Regions from separate parts of the Homo sapiens genome. Here region 1 is linked to region 2. A link is a loop called in an ENCODE intact Hi-C map of the cell type or tissue named here. Cell type or tissue: endothelial cell of umbilical vein. All regions are shown on one strand. Links, peaks and the distances in the headings refer to the core of each region. The heading gives the core; the rest is flanking DNA.

Evidence for each region. Hi-C counts contacts between places; a loop is a spot of excess contacts. Peaks named below come from ENCODE experiments on the same cell type or tissue, not always from the same donor. Only the 100,000 strongest peaks of a DNase experiment are listed, where the experiment ranks them.
Region 1: it touches region 2 in a loop (4-fold over the local background); 11 of 110 quality-filtered maps call a loop at or near these places.

The regions. Positions count from the first base shown.
Region 1 is chr4:71,005,445-71,017,537 of GRCh38, reverse strand. The region is part of intron 2 of DCK (deoxycytidine kinase); the gene reads right to left. Among named protein-coding and RNA genes, the nearest start is that of DCK, 18 kb to the right of the region's middle. RefSeq lists an enhancer at 10,995-11,134. In endothelial cell of umbilical vein, for the core only: a CTCF peak has its summit at 7,359 (motif pointing right); a DNase peak (open chromatin) is centred at 7,357.
Region 2 is chr4:70,895,845-70,907,937 of GRCh38, reverse strand. MOB1B (MOB kinase activator 1B) reads right to left here and starts at 5,569. Exons shown (of 6, transcript NM_173468.4): 1 at 5,388-5,569. The coding sequence starts at 5,401. It overlaps LOC124900711 (a long non-coding RNA gene), which reads left to right and starts at 5,707. Exons shown (of 2, transcript XR_007058132.1): 1 at 5,707-5,989; 2 at 8,221-8,718. RefSeq lists silencers at 5,240-5,289, 5,600-5,749. In endothelial cell of umbilical vein, for the core only: no CTCF peak of the experiment used is centred there; DNase peaks (open chromatin) are centred at 4,577, 4,907 and 5,477; H3K4me3 peaks cover 1,856 bases; H3K27ac peaks cover 1,748 bases.

The sequences.
Region 1 (12,093 bases), core at 2,502-10,501, 110 kb before region 2:
GGACATCTGGGTTGGTTCCAAGTCTTTGCTATTGTGAACAGTGCCGCAATAAACATATGTGTGCATGTGTCTGTATAGCAGCATGATTTATAATCCTTTGGGTATATACCCACTAATGGGATGGCTGGGTCAAATGGTATTTCTAGTTCTAGATCCTTGAGGAATCACCACACTGTCTTACACATGGTTGAACTAGTTTACAGTCCCACCAACAGTGGAAAAGTGTTCCCATTTCTCCACATCCTCTGCAGCACCTGTTGTCTCCTGACTTTTTAATGATCACCATTCTAACTGGTGTGAGAGGGTATCTCATTGTGGTTTTGATTTGCATTTCTCTGATGGCCAGTGATGATGAGCATTTTTTCATGTGTCTGTTGGCTGCATAAATGTCTTCTTTTGAAAAGTGTCTGTTCATATCCTTTGCCCACTTTTTGATGGGGTTGTTTTTTTCTTGTAAATTTGTTTGAGTTCATTGTAGATTCTAGATATTAGCCCTTTGTCAGATGAGTAGATTGCAAAAATTTTCTCCCATTCTGTAGGTTGCCTGTTCACTCTGATGGTAGTTTCTTTTGCTGTGCAGAAGCTCTTGAGTTTAATTAGATCCCATTTGTCAATGTTGGCTTTTGTTGCCATTGCTTTTGGTGTTTTAGACATGAAGTCCTTGCCCATGCCTATGTCCCAAATAGTATTGCCTAGGTTTTCTTCTAGGGTTTTTATGGTTTTAGGTCTAACATTTAAGTCTTTAATCCATCTTGAATTAATTTTTGTATAAGGTGTAAGGAAGGGATCCAGTTTCAGCTTTCTACATATGGCTAGCCATTTTTCCAGCACCGTTTATTAAATAGGGAATCCTTTCCCCATTTCTTGTTTTTCTCAGGTTTGTCAAAGATCAGATGGTTGTAGATGTGTGGTATTATTTCTGAGGGCTCTGGTCTGTTCCATTGGTCTATATCTCTGTTTTGGTACCAGTACCATGCTGTTTTGGTTACTGTAGCCTTGTAGTATAGTTTGAAGTCAGGTAGCGTGATGCCTCCAGCTTTGTTCTTTTGGCTTAGGATTTACCTGGCAATGCGGGCTCTTTTTTGGTTCCTTATGAACTTTAAAGTAGTTTTTTCCAATTCTGTGAAGAAAGTCATTGGTAGCTTGATGGGGATGGCATTGAATCTATAAATTACCTTGGGCAGTATGGCCATTTTCACGATATTGATTCTTCCTATCCACGAGCATGAAATGTTCTTCCATTTGTTTGTGTCCTCTTTTGTTTCATTGAGCAGTGGTTTGTAGTTCTCCTTGAAGAGGTCCTTCACATCCCTTGTAAGTTGGATTCCTAGGTATTTTATTCTCTTTGAAGCAACTGTGAATGGGAGTTCACTCATGATTTGGCTCTCTGTTTGTCTGTTATTGGTGTATAAGAATGCTTGTGATTTTTGCACATTGACTTTGTATCCTGAAACTTTGCTGAAGTTGCTTATCAGCTTAAGGAGATTTTGGGCTGAGACGATGGGGTTTTCTAAATATACAATCATGTCATCTGCAAACAGGGACAATTTGACTTCCTCTTTTCCTAATTGAATACCCTTTATTTCCTTCTACTACCTGATTACCCTGGCCAGAACTTCCAACACTATGTTGAATAGGAGTGGTGAGAGAGGGCATCCGTGTCTTGTGCCAGTTTTCAAAGGGAATGTTTCCAGTTTTTGCCCATTCAGTGTGATATTGGCTGTGGGTTTGTCATAAATAGCTCCTATTATTTTGAGATACATCCCACCAATACCTAATTTATTGAGAGTTTTTAGCATAAGGGTTGTTGAGTTTTGTCAAAGGCCTTTTCTGCATCTATTGAGATAATCATGTGGTTTTTGTCTTTGGTTCTGTTTATATGCTGGATTATGTTTATTGATTTGCGTATGCTGAACCAGCCTTGCATCCCAGGGATGAAGCACAATTGATCATGGTGGATAAGCTTTTTGATGTGCTGCTGGATTCAGTTTGCCAGTATTCTACTGAGGATTTTTGCATCGATGTTCATCAGGGATATTGGTCTAAAATTCTCTTTTTTTGTTGTGTCTCTGCCAGGCTTTGGTATCAGAATGATACTGGCCTCATAAAATGAGTTAGGGAGGATTCCCTCTTTTTCTATTGATTGGAATAGTTTCAGAAGGAATGGTACCAGCTCCTCCTTGTACTGCTGGTAGAATTCGGCTGTGAATCCATCTGGTCCTGGACTTTTTTTGGATGGCAGGCTCTTAACTATTGCCTCAATTCCAGAGCTTGTTATGGGTTTAATCAGGGATTCAACTTCTTCCTGGTTTAGTCTTGTGACAGTGTATGTGTCCAGGAATTTATCCATTTCTTCTAGATTTTCTAGTTTATTTGCGTAGAGGTGTTTGTAGAGGTGTTTATAGTATTCTGTGATGGTAGTTTGTATTTCTGTGGGATCAGTGGTGATACTCCCTTTGTCATTTTTTATTGAGTCTATTTGATTCTTCTCTGTTTTCTTCTTTATTAGTCTTGCTAGCGGTCTATCAATTTTGTTGATCTTTTCAAAAAACCAGCTCCTGGATTCATTGATTTTTTGAAGGGTTTTTTGTGTCTCTATTTCCTTCCGTTCTGCTCTGATCTTAGTTATTTCTTGCCTTCTGCTAGCTTTGGAATGTGTTTACTCTTGCTTCTCTAGTTCTTTTAATTGTGATGTTAGGGTGTCAATTTTAGATCTCTCCTGCTTTATCTTGTGGGCATTTAGTGCTATAAATTTCCCTCTACACACTGCTTTAAATGTGTCCCAGAGATTCTGGTATGTTGTGTCTTTGTTCTCATTGGTTTCAAAGAACATCTTTATTTCTGCCTTCATTTCGTTATGTACCCAGTAGTCATTCAGGAGCAGGTTATTCAGCTTCCATGTAGTTGAGCGGTTTTGAGTAAGTTTCTTAATCCTGAGTTCTAGGTTCGATTGCACTGTGGTCTGAGAGACAGTTTTTTATAATTTCTGTTCTTTTACATTTTCTGAAGAGTGCTTTACTTCCAACTATGTGGTCAATTTTGGAATAAGTGCGATGTGGTGCTGAGAAGAATGTATATTCTGTTGATTTGGGGTGGAGAGTTCTGTAGATGTCTTTTAGGTCCGCTTGGTACAGAGCTGAGCTCAATTCCTGGATATCCTTGTTAACTTTCTGTCTCGTTCATCTGTCTAATGTCGACAGTGGGGTGTTAAAGTCTCCCATTATTATTGTGTGGGAGTCTAAGTCTCTTTGTAGGTCTCTAAGGACTTGCTTTATGAATCTGGGTGCTCCTGTATTGGGTGCATATATATTTAGGATAGTTAGCTCTTGTTGTTGTATTGATCCCTTTACCATTATGTAATGGCCTTCTTTGTCTCTTTTGATCTTTGTTGGTTTAAAGACTGTTTTATCAGAGACTAGGATTACAACACCTGCCTTTTTTTTGTTTTCCATTTGCTTGGTAGATCTTCATACATCCCTTTATTTTGAGCCTATGTATGTCTCTGCACATGAGATGGGTCTCCTGAATACAGCACACTGATGGGTCTTGAGTCTTTATCCAATTATCCAATTTTCCAGTCTGTGTCTTTCAATTGGAGTATTTAGCCCATTTACATTTAAGGTTAATATTGTTATGTGTGAATTTGATCCTGTCATTATGATGTTAGCTGGTTATTTTGCTCATTAGTTGATGCAGTTTCCTCCTAGCCTCGATGGTCTTTACAATTTGGCATGTTTTTGCAGTGGCTGGTACCGCTTGTTCCTTTCTATGTTTAGTGCTTCCTTCCGGAGCTCTTGTAGGGCAGGCCTGGTGGTGATAAAATCTCTCAGCATTTGCTTGTCTGTAAAGGATTTTATTTCTCCTTCACTTATGAAGTTTAGTTTGGCTGGATATGATATTCTGGGTTGCAAATTCGTTTCTTTAAGAATGTTGAATATTGGCCCCCACTCTCTCCTGGCTTGTAGCGTTTCTGCCGCGAGATCCACTGTTAGTCTGATGGGCTTCCCTTTGTGGGTAACCCGACCTTTCTCTCTGGCTGCCATTAACATTTTTCCCTTCATTTCAACTTTGGTGAATCTGACAATTATGTGTCTTGGAGTTGCTCTTCTCGAGGAGTATCTTTGTGGTGTTCTCTGTATTTCCTGAATTTGAATGTTGGCCTGCCTTGCTAGATTGGGGAAGTTCTCCTGGATAATATCCTGAAGTGTGTTTTCCAACTTGGTTCCATTCTCCCCATCACTTTCAGGTACACCAATCAGACGCAGATTTGGTCTTTTCACATAGTCCCATATTTCTTGGAGGTTTTGTTCATTTCTTTTTACTCTTTTTTCTCTAAACTTCTCTTCTCACTTCATTTCATTCATTTGATCTTCAATCACTGATACCCTTTCTTCCAGTTGATTGAATCGGCTACTGAAGCTTGTGCATTCGTCATGTAGTTCTCGTGCCATGGTTTTCAGCTCCATCAGGTCACTTAAGGACTTCTCTACACTGGTTATTCTAGTTAGCCATTCGTCTTTTTTCAAGGTTTTTAGCTTCTTTGCCATGGGTTCGAACTTCCTCCTTTAGCTCGGAGAAGTTTGATTATCTGAAGCCTTCTTCTCTCAATTCGTCAAAGTCATTCTCCGTCCAGCTTTGTTCCGTTGCTGGCGAGGAGCTGTGTTCCTTTGGAGGTGAGAGGCGCTCTGATTTTTAGAATTTTCAGCTTTTCTGCTCTGTTTTTCCCTATCTTTGTGGTTTTATCTACCTTTGGTCTTTGATGATGGTGACGTACAGATGGGGTTTTGGTGTGGATGTCCTTTCTGTTTGTTAGTTTTCCTTCTAACAGCCAGGACCCTCAGCTGCTGGTCTGTTGGAGTTTGCTGGAGGTCCACTCCAGACCCTGTTTGCCTGGGTATCAGCAGCGGAGGCTGCAGAACAGCGAATACTGCTGAACAGCAATTGTTGCTGCCTGATCGTTCCTCTGGAAGCTTCGTCTCAGAGGGGTACCCAGCCGTATGAGGTGTCAGTCTCCCCCTACTGGGGGGTGCCTCTCAGTTAGGCTATTCGGGGGTCAGGGACCCACTTGCAGAGGCAGTCTGTCCGTTCTCAGATCTCAAACTCCGTGCTGAGAGAACCACTACTCTCTTCAAAGCTGTCAGACAGGGACATTTAAGTCCGTAGAGGTTTCTACTGCCTTTTGTTCAGCTATGCCCTGCCCCCAGAGGTGGAGTCTACAGAGGCAGGCAGGCCTCCTTGAGCAGCGGTGGGCTCCACCCAGTTCCAGCTTCCAGCCCACTTTGTTTACCTACCCAAGCCTCAGCAATGGTGGGCGCCCCTCCCCCAGCCTCACTGCCGCCTTGCAGTTGGATCTCAGACTCTTGACATATAAATATTGTGGGGGGTGGGGAAGAAACAAAATACAAAACTGTATACTGTTCTTTCAAGTAAGATCTATGGTTATCTCTGGATAATAAGGTTATAGGTAAGTTTTAGTCCCCTCTTTTGATAATTTCTAATATTTCCTTAACTTCAAACAGTAAACAGGTATTACTTTATAATATTTTTTAAATTACATATCACCTCCACCAAAATTTAATATATTACATTATTAATTCAACTATGTAAAAGATACATACAGAGTGGTAGGATTATGAATAACATTTATTCTGTTCTCTATAATATATGTCCATTTTCACTTTATGAAAGAATACTTCATTGTTATAGGAAGTACAGATTATTGTCAAGGTAAGTGAAAAATAGAAATATCAAGGTCAGCTATAAAATCATTTATCTTTTAATTCTAGGTCTAATCTTTGTAAACATTGCAAAAGAGTTGAATTAAGTTCAACTGTAAAAGATCAGAGTCTACCAAACAAGATAATTATAAAATAGCCAACAGGCCAGGCATGGTGACTCATATGCCTAATTCTAGCACTTTGGGAGGCCGAGGCAGGCGGATTGCTTGATCCCAGGAGTTTGAGACAAATCCAGACAACATTGGCAAAATCCTATCGCTATAAAAAATACAAAAATTAGCCGGGCATGTTGGTGTGGGCCTGTAGTCCCAGCTACTGAGGAGGCTGAGGTGGGAGGATCACTTGAGCCCAGGAGGCGGAGGCTGCAGTGGGCTGAGGTTCACCATTGCACTCCAGCCTGGGCAATAAAGCAAGACTCAAAAAAATACAAGCCAACAAAAGTTATCACATCTATTCAAAAGGTACAAGTGGAAGTGCTTTATCAAGCATTCTTAACTAATTTTCAAGAATGACTTACTAAGGGACAGAGCAAGACTCCGTCTTAAAAAAAAAAAAAAAAAAAAAAAAGAGACCTCACACCTGTAATCCCAGCCCTTTGGGAGGCTGAGATGGGTGGATCACTTGAGGTCAGGAGTTCAAGACCAGCCTGGCCAACATGGTGAAACCCCATCTCTACTAAAATTACAAAAATTAGCCAGGCGTGGTGGCACATGCCTGTAATCCCAGCTCCAGCTACTTGGAAGGCTAAGGCAGGAAAATCGCTTGAACCTGGGAGGCAGAGGTTGCAGTGAGCCAACATCACACCACTGCACTTCAGCCTGAGCGACAGAACGAGACTCCGTCTCAAAAAAAAAAAAAAAGAATGACTTATTAAAAGTAAAAAATATGCTGTTCTGTCATAAATAAGTATGGTTTACACCTTCTTTATCACAATTACTAGTTTTTCAGTGGCTTATTAGTGGTAAGAAGTATTGGATAAAAGTAAAATAGTACGGGTAATGCGTATGTTAATTAGCTTGGTTTAACCATTCCACAATGTAGACATATTTTAAAACATCATGTTGCATACCATAAATATAATTTTTATATTATATATAATTTATATTATGTATATAATTTTTATATTATATATAACTTATGTATATAATTTACATTACATATGATTTATATATAAATATAATATAAAATTAAATATAATTTTTATCTGTAAATTAAAAATAAAAATATCTTAATTTTTTTAATTAAAAGTAAAATAGTACTTCACAATAATAGTGATCCTCCAAAAGAATTCAGCTCAATGAAAAAACAAGACAGAGACAGCTTCCTAACAGACTGCATATCTCAAAAATAAGCTAAAAGGAAACAATTAAATCAAAACTTTGGGCCTAAATAATAACATAAATCACCACATAAAGTACATTATTATTATTTTTAAAAACGTTCCATACCAAGATTGCTAATAATCTGAGTGGTATGTTTTAAAGATCATTCTCACCAAGAGAGATTTGGAGAAGGGAGAGAACATAATCTTTGGTGCTTTGCCTCTTACTATTTTGCCAAAATTAGGAGTACCTTATCAATAGTATAGCAACATTTCGGCCACTAGGTGGCAGGTTAAAAAAAAAAAAAAAAAGCTAAAACAGCAAAAGCTAAGCATATGGGTGCACAGTAAGTTGCTAAACGAAGAGATCAGAGGTACCAAAGGCCCAATTCTTCCAAATCTACAAATGCCAAGAAGTGTGATGAAACAAGAACATCAAAGTAGGACTGACCTTGCCAAGGTTAGGTCTGAAAACAGTCACTTCTCATCACTAACAGCATTCTAAGAAAAATTGACATTTGAATAGTGGGTGATTCATACTATAACCTCAAGGAATAGATCAAGGATGAGTCTGGGGAAGAAGGACTACTGGATGAAGAAATAAAATCTCACTTCTTGAGTTTAGTGGAAGAAAATATCCAAAGATACAGGGAAGCCACCCACCCAACCATCCTCATATTCCACAACTATATCTCAAAAATACTACCCCCTCTGTACAGAAGTACAGAGAATTAACAACGGAGCAGTCCCCAATACACACAAAAAAGCTGAAGCTACCTTCCAAGAATGTGCACCAAACTCTAACAAAGGTAATCAAATTGTAACATCATGAAGACATGACCAGATTACAATAAACGGCCTGATAAAAGAATATGTTAATAATAATAGGATCACCTGCATGCTAGTTATAAAGAATGGCCAGTTTGGCATTCTGAATCAAGTATATGGAAAGAAAATGTCCCATCCCATAAACATGGATATCAGATTCAGAAAGCCATTAAGTCTTAAAATGAAGACAAATGTATTAATGCATCACAGTCTGATGACACAGTCTGATTAACATGATTTAACTAATCCCTCTGGGCTCTGATTCCAAGCTCAACAGACAACCTTATTATAAATTGTCTTGTCTTATATACGAAAGCAATGTTTTTCAACTTCTCTGCAACCTAACTAAAGAGTTCAGTATACTCCCAACAGTTAACAGTGATTCACTAGGGTGATGACTTTTAACTATGAGGCATCCCACATATTTGAACCTCCAAGGGATTGTTATTTTAAAAAGCACCCGAATCCTTGAGATTCTTTCTTGTGTGTACAAATTATGGAATACATGAGAAATTTTGTACATGTATATAATATGCAGTAATCGAATCATTCAGGGTGTCCATCACCTGAGTACAATGTATTTTTCCATTCTACCTTGCTATAAAACACTGAATTATTTCTTCAAGCTTCCTGTATATCTGTACACTTTAACTCACTCCTCTTCATCTTCCCCTCCTCCTACCCTTCCCAGTTATTGTTATCTATTTTTCCACACTCTATCTCCATGTGTTCAAACTGTTTAGCTCTCAGACATTCTTATGACTTCCTTCCACTGGTTGAGAATTACGAACCAAATAAAGAATAAACTGATCTAAATTCAATTACCTTAATGATTACATTTCTTTCTGCAAATTAAAATTTTTGGCATTTTGGTTTTATATGTCAGTTTCTGTGCCCTTGGTTAATGTGAGGCATGCTGAGAGTCAAATGACAAATATGTCAACGGACCTTAAATGGAGGTCACCTAGTCCAATACCCTGTTTAAGAATACCCTCTATTTTCCAACATTGGTTTAATCTGGTTAGTTTCTGTCTACTACCTGAGGATAACTGCACTGACAGCTGACCCCAGAAATAAAAGGAAAAAGAGTTGCTTTTAGAACTCCAGTCTCTCCTTCAAAAGCTAAGCAAACTTGAGTAGGTACTTCAGCGAAAAGCTACATTAAAAATGCAGTGAGAGAAGACAGATGGCTCAGAGGAAAATGGGCAAAAGGACCCAAGTGGGCACTTTGCAAAAATCAAAATGACTAATAAACATATGAAAAGGAACACAGCCTCATTAGCCAGCGGGGAAATACAAATTAAACAAAAAAATAGTAAACACTCAGCAGAATGACAAAAATGAGAAAGCCAGACACTACTAAATGCTGGCAAAGACATAGATTAATGAGAGCTTGATTACACTGGGGGGAGAGAAAATTGGAAAGCCAGTTTGGAAAACAGGCATCATAAGCATTCCCAGTAATTTTACTTCTTATTCCTACAGAAACTTTTGCATGTATGCGGGTGAATTTATGTTCACAGCAATGCTGTTTACATAAGCAACTAAATTGGAAATCACTCAAAAATCAATTAAAGGTATAAAATGGACAAACAGTGATAGACGAATAAAATTAAATACTATAGGCCCCACATAGTGGCTCAAGCCTGTAATCCCAACACTCTGGGAGGCTGAGATGGGCAGATCGCTTGAGCCCAGGAGTTTGAAACCAGCCTGGGTAACATGGCAAAACCCCGTCTCTATAAAAAATACAAAAATTAGCCAAGCCTGGTGGCACACAGGCGTGGTGGCCTATGGTCCTAGATACTCAGGAGGCTGAGGAGAGAGGATCACCTGAGCCAAGGGAGGTTGAGGCTGCAGTGAACCATGGCTGCGCCACTGCACTTTACCTGGGCAACAGAGTGAAATCCTGTCTCAAAAAAAAGAATATTTTTAAAAAACAAAATTCAATACTATATAGCTGAAAATAAGCTACAGCTGCATATAATATGGACAAATTTCATAAATGTATTAAGTAAAAGAAGCGAGAGGAAAAAAGGCAAACAATGTAATTCCACTTATATAACATTCAAAAATAGACAAAACTAAATTATACTTAGAGGTATGTTCATGTATGCTCAAACAATTTTTAGGAAGCAGGAAAATTATTATCACAAAAGAATGGGAGTAATTACCCCTAGCGGAGTAGTAACGTAGGAAAGAAGATATAGTGATTGGAGAAGGCGAACAGGGATTTCTGGAATGATGATGTCGTATTTCTTGACCTGGATAATGGTTATAAAGATGTCAACTTTAAAACTGTTCTTCAAACTGTACATTAGCTTTTACCTACTTTTCTACAGATATATCATGTCAAAAATGTTTTTAAAAAGAATCAAATAAACAAATTTACCCACTTTAAAATTCTACTGTAGACTAACCTTGCCTTTCCCCAAAAATCAGATATAAAACATCAATTTCTTAAGATAATGAGGTCTATATGGGAAGAAAGCCCCTTTAAGATTTAGTCCTGGATATCCTAAGGATTGGGGTGTACTGAATTAGGCCCTAGGTCTAAAGTTAGCTATGCCTGGCAAATAGAAGGTGTATGAAAAAGTATTTTTGGTTATTCAAAACCATATATTCTCAAAGTCCATGGAATATCTTGCTAGTGATTCCTCTTTGCATATGTGATTTACATTTTAAATATTCAATTATTATTCCCAGAATTCCTTATACCAACAGCTAAATTTTTTTAGATACTTTTTTTTCAATTTTCTGTACTCCTCAGATCAAAGTAAGTTGTTAGCATACATTTCCATTTTTAAGGTTTCTGCCTTACTGCTTTCAATTTCTTTTTTTCTTTTAGACAGGGTCTTGCTGTCACTCAGGCTAGAGTACAGTGGCATGAGCATGGCTCACTACAGTCTCAATTTCTTGGGCTCAAGCAGTCCTCCAACCTCAGCCTTCCAAGTAGCTGTAACCCCAAGTGCAGGCTACCACACCTAGCTAATTTTTAAATTTTTTGTAGAGACGGGGTCACCCTATGTTGCCCAGGCTGGTCTTGAACTCCTGGGCTCAAGCGATCCTCTGGCCTCAGCCTCCCGAAGTGCTGGGATTGGCTGCTCTGCCTATGGAGTAGCCATTCTTTATTGCTTTACTTTCCTAATAAACTTGCTGTCACTTAAAAAAAAAAAAATTCCAGGATTACATGCATAAACCACCACACCTGGCCTTGCTTTCAATTTCAATTCTCATTTCTCCAGAAACGAAAATCTTAGCAACGTCTCTCTCACACATACAACCATACATTTTGGTATTTAAAAAAATGACACTGAACTCTGTCATTCTCTTTCTTCCTCATTTGCAGTGCAGAACGGTAAAATGCTGCAAAATTACAACTTCTGCCCAGAGTGAAAGTCTGGCAAGAATGAAAGTAAAAAGAAATGAGAGTAAATGACAAAAGGCTTGAAAGGTAAAATTCAGTTACTGAATAGTAGTTTTTCTTTTTCTTATTTGCTTTTTTTTTTTTTTTTTTGGTGTTTTTGTTTTTTCTGTTTTTTTTTTTTTTGAGATGGAGTGCAATGGCGCGATCTCGGCTCACTGCAACCTCCACCTCCCGGGTTCAAGCAATTCTCCCGCCTCAGCCTCCTGAGTAGCTGGGATTACAGGCGCCCACCACCACGCCCAGCTAATTTTTGTATGTTTAGTGGAGACAGGGTTTCACCATGTTGGCCAGGCTGGTCTCGAACTCCTGACCTCAGGCGATCCACCTGCCTCGGCCTCCCAAAGGGCTGGGATTACAGGTGTGAGCCACCGCACCCGGCCTTATTTGCTTGTTTTTAAACAAAATGTGAAAAGACACTGAAGGGTTGGGCATAGTGGCTCAGGCCTGTAATCCAAACATTTTGGGAGGCTGAGGCAGGCGGATCACCTGAGGTCAGGAGTTTGGGCCCAGCCTGACCAACATGGAGAAACCCCATCTCTAGTAAAAAAAATTAGCCAGGCATGGTGGCCCATGCTTGTAATCCCAGCTACTTGGGAGGCTGAGGCAGGAGAATCGCTTGAACCCGGGAGGCGGAGGTTGTGGTGAGCCAAGATCGAGCCATTGCACTCCAGCCTGGGCAACAAAAGCGAAACTCCATCTCAAAAAAAAAAAAAAATTAGAAAAGACAATGAAGGAATTTAATTTGCTGTTAGATTTTTTAAAACTTTTATTATTTAACT
Region 2 (12,093 bases), core at 1,807-9,806:
GTGGTAGCATGCACCTATAATCCCAGCTACTCTGGAGGTTGAGGTGGGAGGACTGCTTGAGCCTAGAAGTTTGAGGACAGCCCGGGCAACACAGTAACACCCAGTCTCTTTTTAAATTATTTTTTAAGACAGAGTCTCACTCTGTCACCCAGGCTGGAGTGCAGTGGTGCAATCTTGGCTCACTGCAATTTCTGCCTCCTGGGTTCAAGCAATCCACCCACTTCAGCCTCCTAAGCAGCTGAGCGCCACCACACCTGGCTAATGTTTTTTGGTAGAGATGGGGGTTCTGCCATGTTACCCAGGCTGTTCTCAAACTCCTGGGCTCAAGGTTCCACCCCCTCAGTCTCCCAAAGTGCTGGGGTTATAGGCATGAGCCACCACCGTCCTCGGTGACCCTGTCTCTTAACAAGAAAAAGTTAAATTAAATGTACTTGTTTTAACTCCGTTCCAAATAAGTAGCCTTACATTAGGAAATTACACTTTGGTCTTTTCCAAGTCAAATTTTTTTTTTTCAGAATTCCATTAGTCAAAAGAGACCCATAATTTAAAAATGCTAGAAACTTAAGAGAACATGAAATATACTTTTTGAATGATTACTTAGAACTCACTTTTATCCTCAATTTCCCTGCCTTTTATATGCACAAAATGTCAGGAAGGAAAAACACCTACGTCAGGAGACCTGAGTTCCAACTGTCCCCAGGCCAATAATTGGGCCACCAACCTCAAGTTGGTGATTTTGCCCCTTTAGCAAAAAGAAGTAAGTAGGCCATGTTACTAATAGACCCCTGCTAGCTCCAAAATTCTACAGCCTCTTGCACAAACGTGGAAGTGAACAATTCACAGGCAATTTCTTGACTCAAAGATGTTTCCTCTGACTGTACTCTCCCATTTCCCCTTGTCTTCTTAGAGAGCTCTTGTTCACCTTCCATTAATTATCACCCACTTCTTTCATGAAACTTTCCTAAAGCCTAAGTAGAACAAATTGCTACACATACTTTGGGCCCCCATGATTGTATTGCATCTATCATAGATGACGATATACCATCCACCATCTCTGGAATCTCTTATCTTCCTCTACGCCTGGCACACAGCAGGTGCTAAGGATGTGTTTAAAAGATTTGAGTCCACAAAATTAAATGAGGTCCCTGTGAAGTTTCCGTATCTACCATGAGAGTTTAGCTTAATCTGAAGATACACAGAGGCCAAACTGCGGCACAACCAAAGCTCTGTCCCAGCCAAACCCACATATGCAGTGCAAATTTATCCTGAGCATTTATACAAAAGCTACACAAAGGTATCATTCCTGCAGATGATCTGGGAACCCACTCTGGGGATTATCCTAATCTGTCTCAACTCCCTATCCAAAAATCTCTATACCCTGCTCTCCTTTGTTCCATGGCACTTACAACCTTCCGCCATACTACATGATTTATTGATGTTCAGTATTTACGGACACTTACCAGAACATAAGCCCCACCAATGCAGGGATTTTTTTCTCTCTTGTCACAAATGGTGCCCAACATCCACATCAGTGCCAGGCACAGTGATTTTTTTTCTTTTTTTGAGACGGTCTCACTCTGTCGTCCAGGCTGGAGTGCAGTGGCACAATCTTGGCCCACTGCAACCTCTGTCTCCCGGATTCAAGTGATTCTCCTACTCAGTCTCCCATGTAACTGGGATTATAGGCATCCGCCACCACGCCCGGCTAATTTTTTTTATTTTTAGTAGACATGGGGTTTCATTTCTTGATCAGGCTGGTCTCAAACTCCTGACTTCAAGTGATCCACCCACCTCGGCCTCCCAAAGTGCTGGGATTACAGGCCTGAGCCATTATGCCCCGCGACCGGCCTTTTTTTTTTAAGACAGAGTCTCACTCTCTATCAGCCAGGCTAGAGTGCAGTGGCATGATTACATCTCACCACAGCCTTGAAGTATTTAATTTCCTCAGGCTCAGATGACCCTTCCACCTCAGCCCCCAGAGTAGCTGGGACTACAGGCTCACACCACCACACCTGGCTAATTTTTGTATTTTTAGGGGTAGAAAGAGAGTTTCGCCATGTTGTCCAGGTTGGTGTGGAACTCTGGGGTCAAGTGATCCACTCACCTCAGCCTCCCAAAGTGTTGGAATTACAAGCAGGAGCCACTGTGCCCGGCCCACAGTGCATCTTTTAAAAATCAGTAGTAGTTCTTTCCTTCTATCTTAGAGCCCTCAAGAGTCATGAGTCACCACCTTTGCAGCCCCATCTTGCATTGCCCTTATTTCCTCTGCTCCATCCACTGATCGTAGGCTTCCCAGTAAGCTTCCAAGAACGGGAGGAAAATATTTGTATTTAACTCCTAAGCTGTAACGCTTTCCTTCTCTGCTCATCTGTTGGTACAGAAATAGTATTCAGATAGCCAGGTGTAATGGCTCACACCTGTAACCTCAGCATCTTGGAAGGCAAAGATGAGTGGATTGTTTGAGCCCAGGAGACCAGCCTGGGCAACATGGCAAAACCCTGACTCTACCGAAAAAAAAAAAATTAGCTAGGCATAGTGGAGCATACCTGTAGTACCAGCTACTTGTAGCGGGGAGGGGGTTTGAGATGAAAGGATCACCTGAGCCTGGGAAGTCAAAGCTACAGTTAGCTGTGGTCATGCCACTGCACTCCATCCTGGTCGACAGAGTGAGATCCTGTCTCCAAAAAAAAAAAAAGAAACAGTATTCAGACAGTTATACCAAATAACAAATAGAAGAAATAACCAAAGCTTTGTTCTTTCACTTCCAATAATAATCATTTCCATGTGGTGTTCACTTTGGATTTTTAATTGACGGTAGACAAAGACCAAAACTGAAAATGTTGAATTAACTTTTCTGATTGTCAAGCACATGGGCTAAATATGTTGAGAATATATCAACTGCTAGATAGATATAACCTAACTGAAAAATTGTGCCCCAAATAGTGCAAATGCTCTAAAGTTCTATATACATTAGTTACAGCAAGATTTCTTTTGTAGTTACTAACCTTCAGGAGAAACAAACTAATCCACCACAAATCTGAATCTATTAAATACTGAGCCATGTAAAAATAGGATTCTACTGTATTTGTATTCAAAAAATAGCATCAGAAACTTCTCCATCCCCTAGTTTCAGCCAAATATGGCTCTTCCCTGCTTTAACCTTTTTTTTTTTTTTTTTTGAGACAGAGTCTCACTCTGCCACCCAGGCTGGAGTGCAGTGGCGCGATCTCGTCTCACTTCAACCTCTACCTCCCGGGTTCAAGTGATACTCCCGTCTCAGCCTCCCAAGTAGCTGGGACTACAGGTGCGTGCCACCTTGCCCAGCTAATTTTTGTATTTTTAGTAGAGACGGGGTTTCACCATATTGGCCAGGCTGATCTCGAACTCCTGACCTGGTGATCTGCCTGTCTTGGCCTCCCAAAGTGCTGGGATTACAGGCATGAGCCACCGCGACTGGCCTTGCTTTAACCAATTTAGCTTACTAGACACAAGCCCATCAGCAGTAGTCATGGATATCATCTACAGTGCTATTTTGAATACAGCTTCTAAATTCTTGAAAACAATCAAACATTAGCAATGTAAAATTAAGCTCAAGATGAGAAGCTTCAAGTTGAGATACCTGAATATGGTGATTAGAACTAAAACAAGAAACTGCCCAGGCACGGTGGGCTCACGTCTGTAATCCCAGCACTTTGGGAGATCAAGGCAGGCAGATCACTTGAAATCAGGAGTTCGAGACCAGCCTGGCCAACATGGTGAAACCCCCATCTCTATTAAAAATACAAAAATTAGCCAGGCGTGGTGGCGCGGGCCTGTAGTCCCAGCTACTCAGGAGGCTGAGGCAGGAGAATCGCTTGAACCCGGGAGGCAGAGGTTGCAGTGAGCCGAGATCACGCCACTACACACTCCAGCCTGGTGACAGAGCGGAGACTCCGTCTCAAAAAAAAAAAAAAAAAAAAAAAAGAACTAAAATAAGAAACAAGGACTTTTTTATAAAATCACCCAGTCCTGTCATCTAGCCCTATGCCAATCCGACAAACTCAGAATCAACTTCTAGGAGGAGCCTAAGAAATCCCTTTCCGTTTAAAGGTTTTAGGCAAGTTGACACAAGCCAGGTCCCCTATGCATATTGGAAATATCAAGTCTGCCCCTAGGTCAGCCTTGTTCAGTTTTGCTTAAACACCCTAAAAAAAAAAATTCTAGATGTGAGCATGTGAAAATAAGAGTGAATTAAATTCTCAGTATTCAGACGTCAATGTAATGACTAAAAATTATTAGGCAAGGAAAGAAGAGAAATCTTAAGAAAATATCCTTTAAATGCTAATTTCTCCACAACAGTAAAACAGTATATGGGTGAGTTTCAACTTCTAAGTTTTTTATTAGTTTTCTAAACACAGACTAAACATGGAATGAGTGCATCACAACGAAGCCTTCAAAGGAGTTATTCCTCAGGCTGTAACCCCTGTTTTCAGAGGACCTGAGGCTTATCTACTGCCTCCATATCCACATCTGGCCATCCCATCCTTCTGCCCTTCCCCCTCCACGTTCCCCTCCACTCGTCTGGAACAAACGATAAGTAAGTGAAATAATGACCAGCACTAAACATGACGCCAAAGTTGGCATTTACAAATGATTTTCAAAACAACTCCCCAGTGGACCTAATCAACCTAGGCAGGGCACACTATCCAAAACCTATTTGCTGGTTGTCTAAAAAGATAAAACTCATCCTCTTCAGGGAAGTCCTCTGGGAGGAAGGGCGCCTCTAGGAAGCAAGGGGGCGGCTCCAGACCCCTTTCTCAGGGACCCCCGTCTGTGTCCAAGGGATCCCGACCCGCAAGTAGCCTTGTTTCAGTGTTACATCTACAGAACTTGTCATCCCAACTTCCCAGCCCTAAGACGAGAGAGGAAGTTAAAAGGGTCCTGGGATGACAGGGGAAAGTACGACAGTCTTATCTTCTGTGCTTGGGACCCAGAAAAGAGCAATGGGCAGCCGCGACGGAGCCATTCAACCGAGCACCGCTTGGATACGGATTGTGCAGGCGAGTGGGAGATACCCACGAGAAGCGCACAAACAAGCCCGGGAATGCGAGCGAAGGCAGAGACGGGGGTGATGAAGGAATCCAGGCGCTGGCCCCGGGGTGTGCCGGGGGGGAAGAACCTCCTCAGGGCTGCAGGAGCCCACGAGTACTCGAAGCCCTATGGGGAGGCGGCGGTTAGGTAGTCCGAGCGCTCCGCGCAGTCCCGGGGCCCCGCTTGGTGGTGACGCCGGGCCCCGGGAGCGCTGGGCCAGGAGGGTCGGGACGAGGGCGGGCGACGGGCGGCGGGCGGCGGGCGGGGGCCCAGGTCCACCCGAACAAAGCCGGCGCGTGCGGGGCCTGGCTACTCACAACAAGAAGCTCATGTTGGCCGCGGGGCAGGCTGCAGGCTCGGCGGTCGCGAGGCCTCGGAGCGGCGTGGGCCAGGAAAGAAGAGGAAAGGCGAATGGAACAGGAGACAGGGAGGCGGAGGAGGAGGTGCCGAGAGCCGGCTGCTCGGTGGCCGCAACTAGTTCGGCTCAGCTAGTTCCAATGGCAGGGGGAGGGGGCGGAAGTGGGTAGCGCTCGTCTTGAATCACTCCAGGGGAGGGGAAGGAAAGGGAGGCGGGGCAGGCTCTCCGCGAGCCCCTCCCCAGCTCCCCGCCGCCCCCACCTCACGAGCTCTCGCGATAGCGGTGCAAGCCCACCCCGGCCCTCCGGCTGCGGCATGGGGACTCTCACCTTCTGGTCTCCTCTGCTGCTAGGGACGACGCCCAGCGTGTGCGCCGCGGCTGCCCGGCCCCCCTGTCCACCCGGTTAGGAGTCATGGCAGAGCTCTCGGAGCCGCTCAGCTGGGCTCCAGAGGTCAGGGAGGAAGTGGGCTTCAGCTCGGGGATGTCAAGGTCCCGCAGTGAGGGATGGAATTACCACCGGAGTTAGGCCCACCGTGAGTGTCCGGCCAAGGGCGGTGAAAGGTAATGGCATCTCTCAGTTCACCACGGAACCCAGCATGATAGGGTGGTCATCGGTGTAACCACTTAGGGGGCCAAAGCTTGTAAGCATTCTAATGCACAGAACATCCTAGAAGCTAGAAGCTATTCAGACCCACTTACAAAGGGACTTTTATTCTCACAGGGTTATGGGGCCCAGGGCAAGCCTTTATATTCTGTTTAAGAATCCTTCACATACCTTGAATATGTCACCACAGCATTACCAATTTAGGAGGGAAATACGGGTATCGAAGAGATGTCCGTCTTCTTTACTCACAACACCCATCAAATCTACAAGTTTTCAAAGAGAATCTGAGCAAAACAAATCATGTGCAGATATTAGCTCACCTTTGGCTTATCCCAAAGGGCAGAATACACTTTGAAGTAGGTGCAGATATGAAATGTATTATACTGCATATATGCACTATTATTTGGCACGTTGGTAAAGTGGTAAAAAAAAAAAAAAAAAAAAAAAAAAAAAAAAAAAAAAACGTTTTAGGCCGGGCGCAGTGGCTCATGCCTGTAATCCCAGCACTCTGGGAGGCCGAGGTGGGTGGATCACCTGAGGTCAGGAGTTCAAGACCAGCCAAAGTTCAAGACCATGGCCAAACCCCGTCTCTACTAAAAATACAAAAATTAGCCGGGCATGGTGGCACACACTTGTAATCCCAGCTACTCGGGAGGCTGAGGCAGGAGAATTGCTCCAACCCAGGAAGCAGAGGTTGCAGTGAGCCAAGATCATGCCACTACACTCCAGCCTGGGTGACAGAGTTAGACTCCGTCTCAAAAAAAAAATTTTTTAATAGAAGAAAATACTAGAATCTTGCACTATCTCAGGAACAGCAGAGGTTACTGGAATGAGAAAACTTACAGACTCAAAAGATTACCAGATCAGGATAAATAGCTAATGCATGCAGAGCTTAATACCTAGGTGATAAGTTGATAGGTTCAGCACACCACCATGGCACACACGTTTACCTATGTAACAAACCTGCACGTCCTGCACATGTATCCTGGAACTTCAAATTAAATTAAAAATTTTTTAAAAGATTCCCCAAAAAGAAGAAAGAGGAGGATTTATCTGAATGAAAATAATAGATTTATGGTATAAAACCCTGTGCTCCAAATATTGATATGGTACTGACTTACTGTATAATTCTTTTTTTTTTTTTTTTTTTTGAGACGGAGTCTCACTCTGTCACCCAGGCTGGAGTCCAGTGGTGCAACTTCTGGACTAGGCTCACTGCAACTTCTGCCTCCTGGGTTCAAACAATTCTGCCTCAGCCTCCTAAGTAGCTGGGATTACAGGCCTGTGCCACCACACCTGGCTAATTTTTGAATTTTTAGTAGAGACGGGGTTTTACTATGTTGGCCAGGCTGGTCTCAAACTCCTGACCTCGTGATCTGCCTGCCTTGGCCTCCCAATATGCTGGAATTACAGGCGTGAGCCACCACGCCCAGCCCTGTATGATTCTTGTAAGGGTCTTCTGAAAGTAAGACTTGCATTACCAGATTACTGATTATCTTTGGAAAGAGTGAGTTGACCTGTCATAGCCTCAGTTTTAGCCCATTTAAAATGGGAGCCTTCTATCATTACATGATCTCTAAAATATCTTCCAGTTCTAAAGTTCTCTCCTGCCAGGGGCATCCTTCAAATGACTGGCACACATTTCCAAACTGCTCCCTGATTTGGCTTAGGTAGCCTTAGTTTTGGTCTGACATAATTTAGATGTATCCTGTGACACTGAATAAGGGAAAACTGGCAGAGGAAAGAATCTGCAAAAATACCTTCTGAGTATTTCTTTATCATACCACTAGGAGAGTTGCCTGGAATTAACATCCAATAAAACGTAAATATACTGGTCCTAAATGTGAGGGAGGTGTCAGGTTAATAATATACAATATGATTCCAGGTTAGACTTTAAATCAAATGATGTCTGTCATATAAAATTATTCAGCATATCAAAAACATTGGGAATTTCAGAATCAAAGAGAGTTTATATTCAAATAGATATTTATAATTATCATCTCTTCTGACCAAAATCTAATAACCTTTTGTTTATGAAGCAAGATTATTAAAATTTTTGTTCTATCCAACTTTTCAAAGAATTGAAATTATACTGTAACATGTACAGAATAGAACAGAACATGAGTGGGCATATGCTCTTTAAATATTCATTTGAATAAAGACACATGCACATGTTTGTTTATTGCAGCACTATTTACCGTAGCGAAGACTTGGAACCAACCCAAATGCCCATCAACGAGAGACTGGATAAAGAAAATGTGGCACATATACACCATGGAATACTATGCAACCATAAAAAAGAATTAGTTCATGTCCTTTGCAGGGACATGGATGAAGCTGGAAACCATAATTCTTAGCAAACTAACACAGGAACAGAAAGCAAACACCACATGTTCTCACTCACAAGTGGGAGTTGAACAATGAGAACACATGGACGCAGGGAGGGGAACATCACACATCAGGGCCTGTCGGGGGGTGGGGGGCAAGGGGAAGGAAAGCATTAGGACAAACATCTAATGCATGTGGGGCTTAAAACTTAGATGACAGGTTGATAGGTGCAGCAAACCACCATGGGGGTTGATAGGTACAGCAAACCACCATGGCACATGTATACCTGTGTAACAAACCTGCACTTTCTGCACATGTATCCCAGAACTTAAAGTAAAATTAAAAAAAAAGAGGGAAATGTGTGTGTGTGTGTATGTATATGTATATATATTCATTTGAGGCCTGATGCCATGGCTCACACCTATAATCCCAGCACTTTGGGAGGCCGAGATCGGAGGATTACTTGAAAGCAGGAGTTTGAGATCAGCCTAGTCAACATAGTAAAACCCCCCATCTCTATGAAAAAATAAAAAAAAAAGAATAAATATATTCTAAGTGTATTTTGGCATGCTACACAATCACACTTAACAAAGCTAACAATTCAACCTGACCCTTATCAGTGCTCCTTAGATTTTAATTCTATTTCTTGCTTCATTAAAGACTAGCCAATGTACAATTTTAAGTGCTTCTCAAGGACAGATTAATTTGAATAATAGAATAGAATGGCACACACTTGTAATCCCAGCACTTTAGGAGGCAGAGGCGGGCGGATCTCTTGAGGTCAGGAGTTGGAGACCAGCCTGGCCAACATGGTAAAACCCCATCTCTACTAAAAGTACAAAAGTAGCCAGGCGTGGTGGCACGCCCTGTAATCCCAACTATTCAGGAATTTGAGGCACAAGAATCTCTTGAACCCGGGAGGCAGAGGTTGCAGTGAGCCAAGGTCACGCCAATGCACTCCAGCCTGGGTGACAGAGTAAGACCCTGTCTCAAAAAAAAAAAAAAAAGAAAGAAAAGAAAAAAAGAATGGAGGGCCCAGGCACAGTGGCTCATGCCTGTAATCCCAGCACTTTGGGAGGCTGAGGCAGGCAGATCACCTGAGGTCAGGAGTTTGAGACCAGCCTAGCCAACATGGCAAAACCCCATATCTGCTGAAAATACAAAAATTAGCCCTGCGTGGTGGTGGGTGCCTGTAATCCCAGCTACTCGGGAGGCTGATTCGGGAGAATCACTTGATCCTGGGAGACGGAGGAAGAAGTGAGCCAAGATTGCGCCACTGCACTCCAGCCTGGGCGACAGAGCGAGACTCAGGCTCCAAAAAAAAAAAAACAAAACAAAAAAAGAAAGGAATGGAGACATGAAAGACTGATGAAGCTTGATGTCTTTCAGTGCATTTATTTATTGCTAAAACCCACAAAGCATCAAAACACAGAGCCTGCCGGGCGCAGTGGCTCACACCTGTAATCCCAGCACTTTGGGAGGCCAAGGCGGGCGGATCACCTGAGGTCGGGAGTTCAAGACCAGCCTGACCAACATGGAGAAACGCCGTCTCTACTAAAAATACAAAAAAATCAGCCAGGTGTGGTGGTGCATGCCTGTAATCCCAGCTACTCAGGACGCTGAGGCAGGAGAATCGCTTGAACCCAGGAGGCAGAGGTTGTGGTGAGCCAAGATTGTGTCATTGCACTCCAGCCCGGGCAACAAGAGTGAAACTCCGTCTCAAACAAACAAACAAAAACAACAACAAAAAAACAAACACAGAGCTTATTATTTAATGTTTAAAATGGAAGAAGGAATGTTTTATTGACCACAAACCTAACCCAGTACCCTCCCCTTCAAGCTCGTTACTCTTTTGAATATGAGGTTTATGCAATAGGATGGCTAGATTTTGGGTTATAATCATTTATCTACTCAACAAGAATTCATTGAGTGTCTACTATGGGCCTCTGAGAGTTAAAAAAAAAAAAAAAAGGCCCTAGTGTTTACCATCTGAATCCTATAGGTCATTGGGAAATACAAGTAATCAAATAAAAGCAAAGTTAGAAAATGTGTAAATGTCATGAAAGAAAGGGCCTTGTTGTATATGAAGTCTTTTTTATTTTTTCAAGCAGAGTCTCACTCACTCTGTCACCCAGGCTGGAGTGCAGTGGCACGATCTCGGCTCACTGCAACCTCCACCTCCAGGTTCAAGTGATTCTCCTGCCTCAGCCTCCCGAGTAGCTGGGATTACAGGTATGCATGACCACACCTGGTTAATTTTTGTATTTTTTAGTAGAGACGGAGTTTCACCATGTTGCCCAGGCTGGTCTTGAACTCCTGACCTCAAGTGATCTGCCTGCCTCAGCCTCCCAAAGTGTTGGGATTACAGGTGTTAGCCACTGCACCTGGCCTGTATATGAGTATATATTAAAGGGATCTTACCTATTTTGGTGGTCAGAGAACTGGATCTTGTCTATTCAGAAGTGAGTAGCATGTATATACTCCTTGTATTGTATTTAAATTCTGGTTACATTTATAAACAGCATAATTTGATAAAACAACTTTCCTAATCATCATGCCAACTCCCTTTTGGTGTTTGGAAGCACCACAACATAAAAATTGATTTTTGTTTTCAAAAAGCCAGTCTTTCAAAACTTTTTAGAAAGTACTACTTTGTGTATAATTTTGAGGATCTTAGTCCATAGGACAAAAATTATGAAAGATTCACTGGCCAGGTACAGTGGCTCACGCATCCCAGCATTTTAGGAGGCCAAGGCAGGAGGATCTTATAAACAGCCTGGGCGACATAGGGCAACCCTATCTCCACAAGAACAAAAAATTGCTGGGCATGCACCTGTAGTCCCAGCTACTTGAGAAGCCAAGGCAGAAGGAGTGCCTGAGTTCAGAAGTTCCAGGTGGCCGTGAGCCGCGATCCAGTCACTGCACTACAGCCTGGATGACAGGGTGAGAACCTGTCTCAAAATAAAAAGTTTCTTGCATGGGCCTTGTACTTGCTCAATAAATGCTGAATTGAATTTCTTGGTACATCAAGTTTACCATTGCCCGCAATTAACTGTTTTTCCCACTAAATTCAAACCACATAGCAGTAAGCTGCCATGGGGAGAAGGAGGGAAGGTCCTTTTCAAGCCTATTCAAAACAGCTTATCCCAAATTGATAGGACATTACCAAGGTTGGAAAGTCTAAAATTAACTCCGCCAGCTGTGTTTTGGTTTGCTTCAGATAGCACATGGGCTCAGGGGGCTCAATTTGCTAGGCTTGTTTGTTGCTCCAATCTGCTGTGCTCTGAAAAAGTTTGTTTGCCTGGAGTGCACGTTGTGCACAAGACATGGTAACTAGGCAGCTTGAAAGTATATTGGAACTAAACAAATAAGTCTCTCCTTGAATCTCAGAAAAGCCTAGCAACAATGTAGGGGGATGGAGGAGTTATTGCTGAGTAGGTCATATGAATGGTTTAACATTTAACCTTGCTGAAGTTTCCCAGAGAGCAGGCTGCTGATGTGCTGACAGAGATGAAAAGATGACGATGTAGTTTCAAAGAGTCTGTGTTTTTAGCCCACCCATCTCCACGAGGTCCTTTAGCATGAAGGACCATATATAGACATAGAGAGTATCCCAACTGGGTGCAACTTAAAAATATCCTAAGTATCAGCAGCTGTTACTTTCACCCACACAAATTCACAGTTGGCTTAATTAAATAGTGCCTGTTCTCAAGAGCCGCAGTACCCTAGGTAC